Linked DNA regions of Homo sapiens: region 1 is linked to region 2. A link is an interaction called in ENCODE POLR2A ChIA-PET data of the cell type or tissue named here. Cell type or tissue: PC-3. All regions are shown on one strand. Links, peaks and the distances in the headings refer to the core of each region. The heading gives the core; the rest is flanking DNA.

Region 1 (5,324 bases), core at 325-5,324, 160 kb before region 2:
GTACCCACATGTGCAGATGAACCCACACCCAGTACCAGAGCACCTAGACTATGTCATTACCAGCAGTGGCTTGCCTTATGGTATGTCCGTGCCACCAGAGAAGGCCGAGGAGGAGGCAGCCACTCCAGGTGGAGGGGTTGAGCGCAAGCCTCTGGTGGCCTCCACAACAGCACTCAGTGCCACAGAGAGCCTGACTCTGCTCTCCACCAGTGCAGGCACAGCCACGGCTCCAGGACTCCCTGCTTTCAATAAGTTTGTGCTCATGAAAGCAGTGGAACCCAAGAATAAAGCTGATGAAAACACCCCCCCAGGGAGTGAGGGCTCAGCCATCAGTGGAGTGGCAGAAAGTAGCACGGCAACTCGCATGCAACTAAGTAAGTTGGTGACTTCACTACCAAGCTGGGCACTGCTTACCAACCACTTCAAGTCCACTGGCAGCTTCCCCTTCCCCTATGTGCTAGAGCCCTTGGGGGCCTCACCCTCTGAGACATCAAAGCTGCAGCAACTGGTAGAAAAGATTGACCGGCAAGGAGCTGTGGCGGTGACCTCAGCTGCCTCAGGAGCCCCCACCACCTCTGCCCCTGCACCTTCATCCTCAGCCTCTTCTGGACCTAACCAGTGTGTCATCTGTCTCCGAGTGCTTAGCTGTCCTCGGGCCCTACGCCTTCATTATGGCCAACATGGAGGTGAGAGGCCCTTCAAATGCAAAGTGTGTGGCAGAGCCTTCTCCACCAGGGGTAATCTGCGTGCACATTTCGTGGGCCACAAGGCCAGTCCAGCTGCCCGGGCACAGAATTCCTGCCCCATCTGCCAGAAGAAGTTCACCAATGCTGTCACTCTGCAGCAGCATGTCCGGATGCACCTGGGGGGCCAGATCCCCAACGGTGGTACTGCACTCCCTGAAGGTGGAGGAGCTGCTCAGGAGAATGGCTCCGAGCAATCTACAGTCTCCGGGGCACGGAGTTTCCCCCAGCAGCAGTCCCAGCAGCCATCACCGGAAGAGGAGTTGTCTGAGGAGGAGGAAGAGGAGGATGAGGAAGAAGAGGAAGATGTGACTGATGAAGATTCCCTGGCAGGGAGAGGCTCAGAGAGTGGAGGTGAGAAGGCAATATCAGTGAGAGGTGATTCAGAAGAGGCATCTGGGGCAGAGGAGGAGGTGGGGACAGTGGCGGCAGCAGCCACAGCTGGGAAGGAGATGGACAGTAATGAGAAAACTACTCAACAGTCTTCTTTGCCACCACCACCACCACCTGACAGCCTGGATCAGCCTCAGCCAATGGAGCAGGGAAGCAGTGGTGTTTTAGGAGGCAAGGAAGAGGGGGGCAAACCGGAGAGAAGCTCAAGTCCGGCATCAGCACTCACCCCAGAAGGGGAAGCCACCAGCGTGACCTTGGTAGAGGAGCTGAGCCTGCAGGAGGCAATGAGAAAGGAGCCAGGAGAGAGCAGCAGCAGAAAGGCCTGCGAAGTGTGTGGCCAGGCCTTTCCCTCCCAGGCAGCTCTGGAGGAGCATCAGAAGACCCACCCCAAGGAGGGGCCGCTCTTCACTTGTGTTTTCTGCAGGCAGGGCTTTCTTGAGCGGGCTACCCTCAAGAAGCATATGCTCCTGGCACACCACCAGGTACAGCCCTTTGCCCCCCATGGCCCTCAGAATATTGCTGCTCTTTCTCTAGTCCCTGGCTGTTCGCCTTCCATCACCTCCACAGGGCTCTCCCCCTTTCCCCGAAAAGATGACCCCACGATCCCATGAGCCTGTTTTTCTGTACCTGCTGCTCTTTGTCCCACAGAGCAGAAACAGCTTCACAAAAGGACCTCCCAGAGTTATGAGCCCTGATTTTGTCTTTTTCTCTAAGTTCTTAACATGTTATGTCCCTAGTGGCTTTTCTGTAGTCCCTGAGCTTGGAAATTACTGTGCTTACAAGGGGATGGCCCCCTAAGGAATTTTTCTTCCCTCCTCATTCTTTGTACCTGAGGAACATAGATTCTCTGCAGCTTTCTCAAGGGGAACCCTCTCCAGCTTCCCTGGTGTGACCCTTCTTCCCCCTCCTCTCTCCTCTCCCTTTCCCTTTGGTAGGTGCACCTGAGCACCTACATTTGGCATTGCAGCCTAGCCAAAAAGGGCTGGCAGCTGTCTCTGGAGGGCCCAGTGCCACTCCTCTGGGGTGACCTTTCTGCTCAGCTGGTGGGTATGGGTCCCCTATCTTTCTAGAACCAGTATGTGGCATTCCTGTCAAATGGCCTGCCCATGAAGCCCTGGAATTCCAGCTCCACCTCCACTACCACTCCAAGCCTGGCCCCACCAGTGCTGTTTGGCCTAGGAACTGTGGCTGGGAAGGTGCCTCCAACAATGGGATCCAGGGAAGCCAAGGAGAAGACAGCCCCCCTCCTATTTCAGCCTCCTGCACCCAAGGCAGTGCCTGAGAAGCCCATCATAGACAAGAAGTAGCAAACTGTACATTCCTTCTTCCTCCCCCTGCTCCAGAAGGTGCCGGTACTGAAGATGCTCCAGTAATTGGTGACCCAACCCTAGGAAGTAGGGAGAAATGAAGGAAGGGCATAGGAAAATTTTCCCAGTAAATCCCCTGATGGTCACATTAAGGTAAAGGTTTTGGCTGGTCAGTGTGCCAAGACCTCTCCAGCTTCTCATTCATGATGACCTCTCAAAGTTGGGAAACAAGCTGATTTCTTGCCAAGAGGTCTCCCAGGAGATATTTGGGAAATGTGAAGTTCGTATCTTTAAGGAGCATTTTTGGTCAGCATGGTTGATGAACTAATGATGAGAGAGTTAAGGAATGTTGCTAGAACATAGGGCTTGCTGGTACCTATGTGACTAAGAAAGGGACATGATGTAAGGGAAAAGGCCTCAAATTCTTGTGAATGTCTGGACATTCTCGTTAATATTCTTTTGGGCTAATAGTGACATAGTGTGCAGAGGTGTACCAGGGATCATGGGGGATTTCCTAGCACTAGTATGCTTCTAGTTTTAGATAACTCCCTCCTTTATTCCCTGGCCCCTTGTATTTTCCTTATCTTCCTCTTTCAAGACCCCTACCCATTTTGCCTATCCGTAGGCTGGGGCTTGTGTCTTTGTCATTGTCTGGTTCTTAAGAGTCCCAGACTTTGGGAGACCAGCTCCAGGTGGCGTCCTCCCTGCCTCTCCGTCTTGTAATGAGTTGTAGTATTTACTCTTAACATAGGATCATTTGGAACAGGAGTTCTGAGGAGGAGAGAGTGAGGGTTTTGCTATTGACTGACTTGAACGATGGCTTCTCCTCAAGCTGTAGGCTCCAGAGCTTCCTAACCTAGTAAAATGTCAAGAACAGACGGGAGATATTAGTGTCTTTCCCTCTATCATTAAAGGTGTTTTAACCAAATATTTATGTGTTTCTCCTTATTTCATGATTACATAGCCAGCTGGGGTGTGATATGGGCATTCCCCAAAATTGAGATTCCCTTCCCACCTACATCTCCTGCCAAAGCTGAACATATGGTGTTGAAATATTTACTTTATTCAGCCTTGTCCTAAGACAACCTTCAGTTAATGTAACTTCTCTGTGGAAATTGTTCCCTGTGGAGTTTGTATTTCCAAAAGGTAGGCATTTGCCCACTGTGTCCAGTCATTGTCTAGATTTTCTCTACCTAGAACCTTCCACCACCAGGCTTTTCTGTGGGTTTTGTTTGGAGGTTGGAAACTGTTTCTTTTCCGTCTTTCTCAAACCACAGATCAGCCTTCTGACATCAGCGAATCTGTAGAACCAAGGTGAATTAAACTTTATGATCCTTGAGATCTGATGTCATAATCAGAAAGAAAAAAATGTAATTCAACCCTAATAATTTCTACCAACAAGACAAAGGAGGATTCTTATCATTAGGAATTCAGAGGAAGCACATAGGGGTGGGGTCAAATAAAACATATATTTTTTTTTCCCTGTCACAATGGCTCACGTCTGTAACTTCAACAGTTTGGGAGGTCAAGACAGGCCTATTGCTTGAGCCCAGGAGTTTGAGACCAGCCTGGGCAACATGGCAAAACACTGCCTCTTCCAAAAATACAAAAATTAGCTGGATGTGGTGGTGCACACCTATGGTCCCAGCTAATCAGGAGTCTGAGGTGGGAGGATTACCTGAGTCCAAGGAGACTGATTTGTAAGATTATAATATCATTGACTCTTAGTGCTAAAGGGATGGAACTGGTAAAATGATTTGCCCAAAGTCACTCAGTGGCAAAGTTGGATTAAGAACCCAGGTAGGGCCAGCCACAGTGATTCACGCCTATAATACCAGCGCTTTGGAAGGCCAATGCGGGTGGGATCGCTGGAGCCCAGGAGTTCAAGACATGCCTGGAAAACAAAGTGAGACCCTGTCTCTGCAAAAAAATAATTAGCTGGCGGGGCACGGTGTCTCACGCCTGTAATCCCTGCACTTTGAGAGGCTGAAGCGAGTGGATCACCTGAGGTCAGGAGTTCGAGACCAGCCTGGCCAACATGATGAAACCCCGTCTCCACTAAAAATACAAAAAATTAGCTGGGCATGGTGGTGCACACCTGTAATCCCAGCTATTCAGGAGGCTGAGGCAGGAGAATTGCTTGAACCCAGGAGGCAGAGGTTGCCGAGAGCCAAGATCATGCCACTGCACTCCAGCCTAGGCAACAAGAGCAAAACTCTGTCTCAAAAAAATATAATAATTAGCTGAGCATGGTGGCAAGTGCCTGTAGTCCCAGCTACTCAAGAGGCTGAAGTGGGAGATGAAGGCTGCAATGAGCTATGATAGCACCACTGCACTCCAGCCTGGGTGACAGAGTGAGACCCTGTCTCAAACAAAAATAGAACCCAGGTAGGCAGAATCCCAGTCGTTGCACTACTTTCACTGATCAGAGATGGCACTTGCTTCCTGCTACATCATTTAAGACTCTGGATGTGAGGCTGCCTGTAAGAAGGGAAAGAGGTGAGTAAACCTATTCCTTGTTGGGGGGTGTGGGGGAACAGAGTCTTAACTCTGTCACCAAGGCTGGGGTACAGTGGTGCAATCACAGCTCACTGCAGCCTCAACTTCACAGGCTCAGATGATTCTCCCATCTCAGCCTCCCAGGGAGCTGAGACTATAGGTGTGCCCCACCACACCCGGCTAATTTTTTGTATTTTCCGTAGACACAAGGTTTCACCATGTTGGCCAGGCTGGTCTCCAACTCCTGGGCTCAAGTGATCTGCTGCCTCGGCTTCTCAAAGTGCTGGGATTACAGTCATGAGCCACCATGCCCAGTATAAACCTATACTTAATTTAAGATAGAGAACCAATGTTTAATTCTAGTTGCCCCCACCAGAGCAGT
Region 2 (5,375 bases), core at 74-5,073:
CGCCTGTGGTCCCAGCTACTCAGACTGAAGTTGAGGAGGATCACTTGAGCCTGAATGGTCAAGGCTGCAGTGAGTTGCGATTATACCTCGGCAGTGAGCTATGATTGCGCCACTGCACTCCAGCCTGGGCAATAGAGTTGAGACCTTCTCTCAAAAAAGAAATGTCATTAGTGTTATGTTTATGTCTCTGAGGCTCTCATATTAAAAACAGAATAAGATTTACAAATGTTGAATCATCCTAGCATCTAGGTCTTGAATCTGCATTTCTTTCAAGCATGAGTGATCATTGTGGTTTACATTGATGTTTATAGAAACCTCTCTGACTTGTTAGGCCCTCTGTGTCCAGATCATCACAAAATACCTTGGCCTTATTACTATTCCTTAGTTATAGAAAGTTCTGAGAACTAGTATCTCTACCTACAGGATATATACTGTTAATCCTACATCAAAACGATACGAAGGATACTGAGCTTCCAGACACCATTCTTCCACATTATCTCTAAGTCGGTCTTAAGAAGTCCTATTGGAAATCATAGCCATAGATAGTTTAATGAAGATAAAGATCCCTCTGAGGCCACCATATCTAGACTACTTTTTAGCTTGACATACCCATTCATAGTCTAGATCCTGAAAAATTAAGGCCACAGCCCTCATAACAATAATTCACCCATTTAGTGATAAATGGAACAGGCCCACCACAAGGATCTGTTTTTGAAAATGTATAATAACTTTAATGTGATACCATTTATCAACTCTTAAAGTATTTTATTAAGACCACTGTCCTCCTAGATCAGTGATTCTCAAATAGTATGATTAAGAATGGGATCGGGGCCGGGTATGGTGGCTCAAGCCTGTGATCCCGGCACTCTGGGAGGCCAAGGTAGGCGGATCATGAGGTCAGGACCATCCTGGCTAACACGGCGAAACCCCATCTACTAAAAATACAAAAAAATTAGCCGGGCGTGGTGGCAGGCACCTGTAGTCTCAGCTACTCGGGAAGCTGACGCAGGAGAAAGGCGTGAATCCGGGAGGTGGAGCTTGCAGTGAAGTAGGATCACGCCACTGCACTCCAGCCTGGGCAACAGAGTGAGACTCCATCCAAAAAAAAAAGAATGGGGCCAGGTGGAGTGATTTACACCTATAATTCCTGCACTTTGGGAAGCCAAGGTGGGAGGATTGCTTGAGTCCAGTTTGAGACCAGCCTGGGCAACATGGCAGACCATGTCTCTACAAAAAATAAAAAATTAGCTGGGCATAGTGGTGTGTGCCTATAGTCCCAGTTACTTGGGAGGCTGAGGTGGGAGGATCATTGAGTCTGGGAGGTCAGGGCTGCAGTGATCCGTAATCATGCTACTGCACTCCAGCCTGAGTGACAGAGTGAGACCTTGTCTCAAAAAAAAAAAGTGAGTGGACTGTTTAGTTCACACTTTGAGAAACACTGCTTTAGGGGACATAAATTTTGATTTTAAAATGTTACTGAGTTTTTTTCCTAAAAGATACTTTAATATCTCCTTTGTGTCTTGTTATTAGGTGTGAAGATATGTGACGTGTATAACGCTGTCATGGACGTGGTTAAAAAGCAGAAGCCAGAACTGCTGAACAAAATTACCAAAAACCTAGGGTATGCCATGATGTCTATTGTCATTCTTGAGTCAGTTTTCAGTTAGACTGTCAGTGGTCAGTCTTATTTCTTTAGGCTAATTGATTGATTCAGCCAACATTTATGGACTAGCAAACTATACTATGTGCCAGGCACATGATGTTATCAGAGAAGGTGAGACAGATTTAAGTTCTCCCAAGTGTATAAGAGAGATTTTTCTAGACCAGTGTGGTGTTCCAGCCCATAGGTTTTCCAGGATATAATTACAGATGTTAGGAAATATTATCAATACATACTATATCTCCTCTCTCCGTGCACATTTGCAACTTAAGTACTCTGAGATGTCCTAATATTTTATTTAGAGACAGGGTCTCACTCTGTCCAGGCTGGAGTGCAGTGGTGCAGTCGTGCCTCACTGCAGTCTAGACCTTCTGGGCTCCAGCAATCCTCCCATCTCAGCTCCCCCAATAACTGGGACCAAGGCACGTGCCACCACACCCAGCTCATTTTTTTATTTTTTGTAGAAACAGGGTCTCGCTATGTTGCCCAGGCTGGTCTTGACCTCGTGGGCTCAAGCAGTCCTCCCACCTTGATCTCCCAAAGTGCTGGGATTACAGATGTGAGCCACTGTGCCTGGCCGTTTGTTTGTTTTGGGGGTTTTTTTTTGTTTTGGTTTTGGTTTTGGTTTTGGTTTTGGTTTGTTTATTCAATCCAGTGTATTTCTCAAATGTATTTTATACATTTCTCAAATGTATTTTATCACTGAACACCTAGAAATACCTAATAACGTGTAATGGAACAAAGGACATTTTGGGAAACAAAGCTTTATGTAGGCATTCTCTTTAGATGAAAACTAGTCTATGGTATATAGTTTCTAGACTTCTCTCATGGAAATATATACCTATATAACAAGTCTTACGAATCTGGTTTACCAGTGTTCCACTAAAAATTGCCCCTTTTAATCTAGTAATTACTGTCTTAGTAATGTACCCCTTAATAATCTCTATGTTGTTTCTAGGAGTACTACTGACTTGATTTTATGGTAGAAGGTTAAAGTTTAAATGTGGGCAAATAAGCTAAAATTAAAAAGGCTCGATATAATCAATTAGGAAATTATTTTTCGCCATGGGATTATACAGCATGTTTAGAGGCCAAAGACTGTCTTTGAATCCTCTTTTCTAACTGAGCGGTCAGCAGGGGTAAATCATTTCAAACATGTTTGCCTGTCTTATTGTGAAAGTTGAAATGAATATGTTATGCTTGATCCATGTTAGAGATCTTTAGCCTTTTGCTGATGTTTATCTGTTTCTTTTCAGGTTTGGGATGGGAATTGAATTCCGTGAAGGCTCCCTAGTAATCAATAGCAAAAATCAATACAAACTGAAGAAAGGTAAGTTTCACATACAATAGGAAAATGCTTTTGTGAGTTACTTCCTTTAGCTTTATTTTCTTTTAGGCATATGTCTCACACCTCTCCACATTGTCACAGCCACAGACTGATCCTTGTTTTGCTGTTTTAGGAATGGTTTTCAGCATCAATTTAGGATTCTCAGACCTGACTAACAAGGAGGGGAAAAAGCCAGAAGAGAAAACCTATGCCCTGTTCATTGGTGACACAGTGCTTGTGGATGAGGTGTGTATTGTGTCTAAACTTTGGAGTCTTCATGAACTAACTTCTGAGGCACGTTTGTGGACCCTGTGGTTTTTTTCTTGCTTTGTTAAATGCTAGCTAAGGGGAAGAATCCGTGTGACAGCCTAACCTAATGCAGCTAGGAATAGAGACTGTAGCCCAGGTATAGGGAATGATATAAACCTTTAAATCATATTGTCATATTGTGGCTTGAACCTTGATAATGATAATATCAGGAACTAATACTAATAATGAAACCGGTTATTCTTTTTTCTTTTTAATAACAGCTTTATTGAGCTACAATTCACATACTATACAATTCACCCACCTGATATGTACAATTTAGTGATTTTTAGTATTTTCACATTTGTGTAACCATCACTACAATCTAATTTGAAAATATTTTCATCACCTCAGGAAAGAACCCTGAACCTATTAGCAGTCACTCCCCATCCCCCTTCCCTTCCCCCACTGGTTCTTCAGGCCTAGGCAATGACTAAACTGCGTTCTCTCTAAGGATTTGCTAAATATCTGAGCAGTTGATGTAAATTCAGTCATACCCTATGTGGTCTTTTGTGACTGGCTTCTTTCCCTCAGCGAACTGATTTTTAATAATAGTGAGCACAGATAGTTCAGTGTTTTTATCATAAGCTAAGCAGTTTACATTAATTCATTGAAATAGTACCTTGTGAAGTAGATACTCTTATTACCTCCATTTACAGATAAATTGAAGGCACAGACAAGTTTAAGTAACTTGCCAAATGTCACTGAGGTAGAAAGCAACTGAGCCAGGCTTCAAATCAAACCTGTATTAGTGATTACCCAATGTTGCCTCCCAAATTGTAGCTCTTGGCTGGGCGCAGTGGCTCACGCGTGTAATCCTAGCACTTTCGGAGGCCAAGGCAGGTGGATCACCTGAGGTCAGGAGTTTGAGACCAGCCTGACCAACATGGTGAATCCCCGGCCCTACTAAAAATACAAAAATTAGCCAGGTGTGGTGGTGCGCGTCTGTAATTCCAGCTACTCGGGAGGCTGAGGCAGGAGAATCACTTGAATCCGGGAGGCGGAGGTTGCAGTGAGCTGAGGTCACGCCATTGCACTCCAGCCTCGTTGACAAGAGTGAAACTCTGTCTCAAAAAAAAGAAAAAGAAAAAAAATTGTAGCTCCTGACGAGAGGTTAGAGGTTAGAAGGATAAAAACTATATTTATTCATTGTCAAACATTTTAGTGTCCAAAAGATTCAAAGCATTGCCCAGCCGTTTACTAGGTTAGAAAATGAAATTGCCTCTTTTAAATAATGTGTCTTCATTCTCCTTTTAATTCTAGGATGGCCCAGCTACTGTTCTCACTTCTGTGAAGAAGAAAGTGAAGAATGTGGGGATTTTCCTAAAGGTAGGAAGAAGATAGATAAGTAGTATAGGAAGTTTAGGATATAAAGAAGTTAAATAATATTGGCTAAAATAATTAAAATTTCATTTTTTGATTATGACTTTTTCCATAGAATGAAGATGAGGAAGAAGAGGAGGAGGAGAAAGATGAGGCAGAGGACCTTTTGGGAAGAGGTTCTCGGGCAGCATTACTTACAGAAAGAACAAGAGTAAGTTTACTATTTTAAATTACATTGATCTCGGCTGTCATATGGCTCACGTGTTGTGATAAATTGGATTTTCCATTCACCAGAATGAAATGACTGCAGAAGAGAAGCGAAGAGCACATCAGAAAGAACTAGCGGCTCAACTCAATGAAGAAGCAAAGAGGCGATTGACTGAACAAAAGGGAGAACAGCAGATTCAGAAGTAAGAGTTTTCACTGAGCAGTGAGATCATCTGAGGGTTCTGTGGGACTGCAGAAATTTCTCAGTTGTTTTTTTATCCCACTCCAGAGCTCGCAAGTCTAATGTGTCCTATAAAAACCCATCTCTGATGCCTAAGGAACCACATATTCGGGAAATGAAGATCTACATCGATAAGAAATATGAGACTGTAATAATGCCCGTGTTTGGCATTGCAACACCGTTTCACATTGCCACAATCAAGGTACTGACATTCAGTGCATCAGGTTTCATCCAAACTGTTGCTTAAAATAGTAATTGTATTTGCCATAAATAATCTGCATTCATCATGTCTCCCACTTTTGACTCCTTCA

What was found. ChIA-PET counts read pairs that join two places held together with the same protein. Peaks named below come from ENCODE experiments on the same cell type or tissue, not always from the same donor. Only the 100,000 strongest peaks of a DNase experiment are listed, where the experiment ranks them.
Region 1: POLR2A ChIA-PET joins it to region 2 with 9 read pairs; 3 of 35 experiments call an interaction of 5 or more read pairs at or near these places.

Annotation. Positions count from the first base shown.
Region 1 is chr14:21,519,127-21,524,450 of GRCh38, reverse strand. It overlaps SALL2 (spalt like transcription factor 2), which reads left to right. Exons shown (of 2, transcript NM_001364564.1): 2 at 1-3,371. The coding sequence ends at 1,747. Among named protein-coding and RNA genes, the nearest start is that of SALL2, 4.6 kb to the left of the region's middle. RefSeq lists enhancers at 1-172, 4,584-5,083 and a silencer at 688-874. In PC-3, for the core only: no CTCF peak of the experiment used is centred there; a DNase peak (open chromatin) is centred at 2,730.
Region 2 is chr14:21,362,685-21,368,059 of GRCh38, reverse strand. SUPT16H (SPT16 homolog, facilitates chromatin remodeling subunit) reads left to right here. Exons shown (of 26, transcript NM_007192.4): 8 at 1,531-1,621; 9 at 2,917-2,990; 10 at 3,121-3,233; 11 at 4,557-4,622; 12 at 4,732-4,827; 13 at 4,911-5,026; 14 at 5,113-5,266. Among named protein-coding and RNA genes, the nearest start is that of SUPT16H, 19 kb to the left of the region's middle. In PC-3, for the core only: no CTCF peak of the experiment used is centred there; no DNase peak of the experiment used is centred there.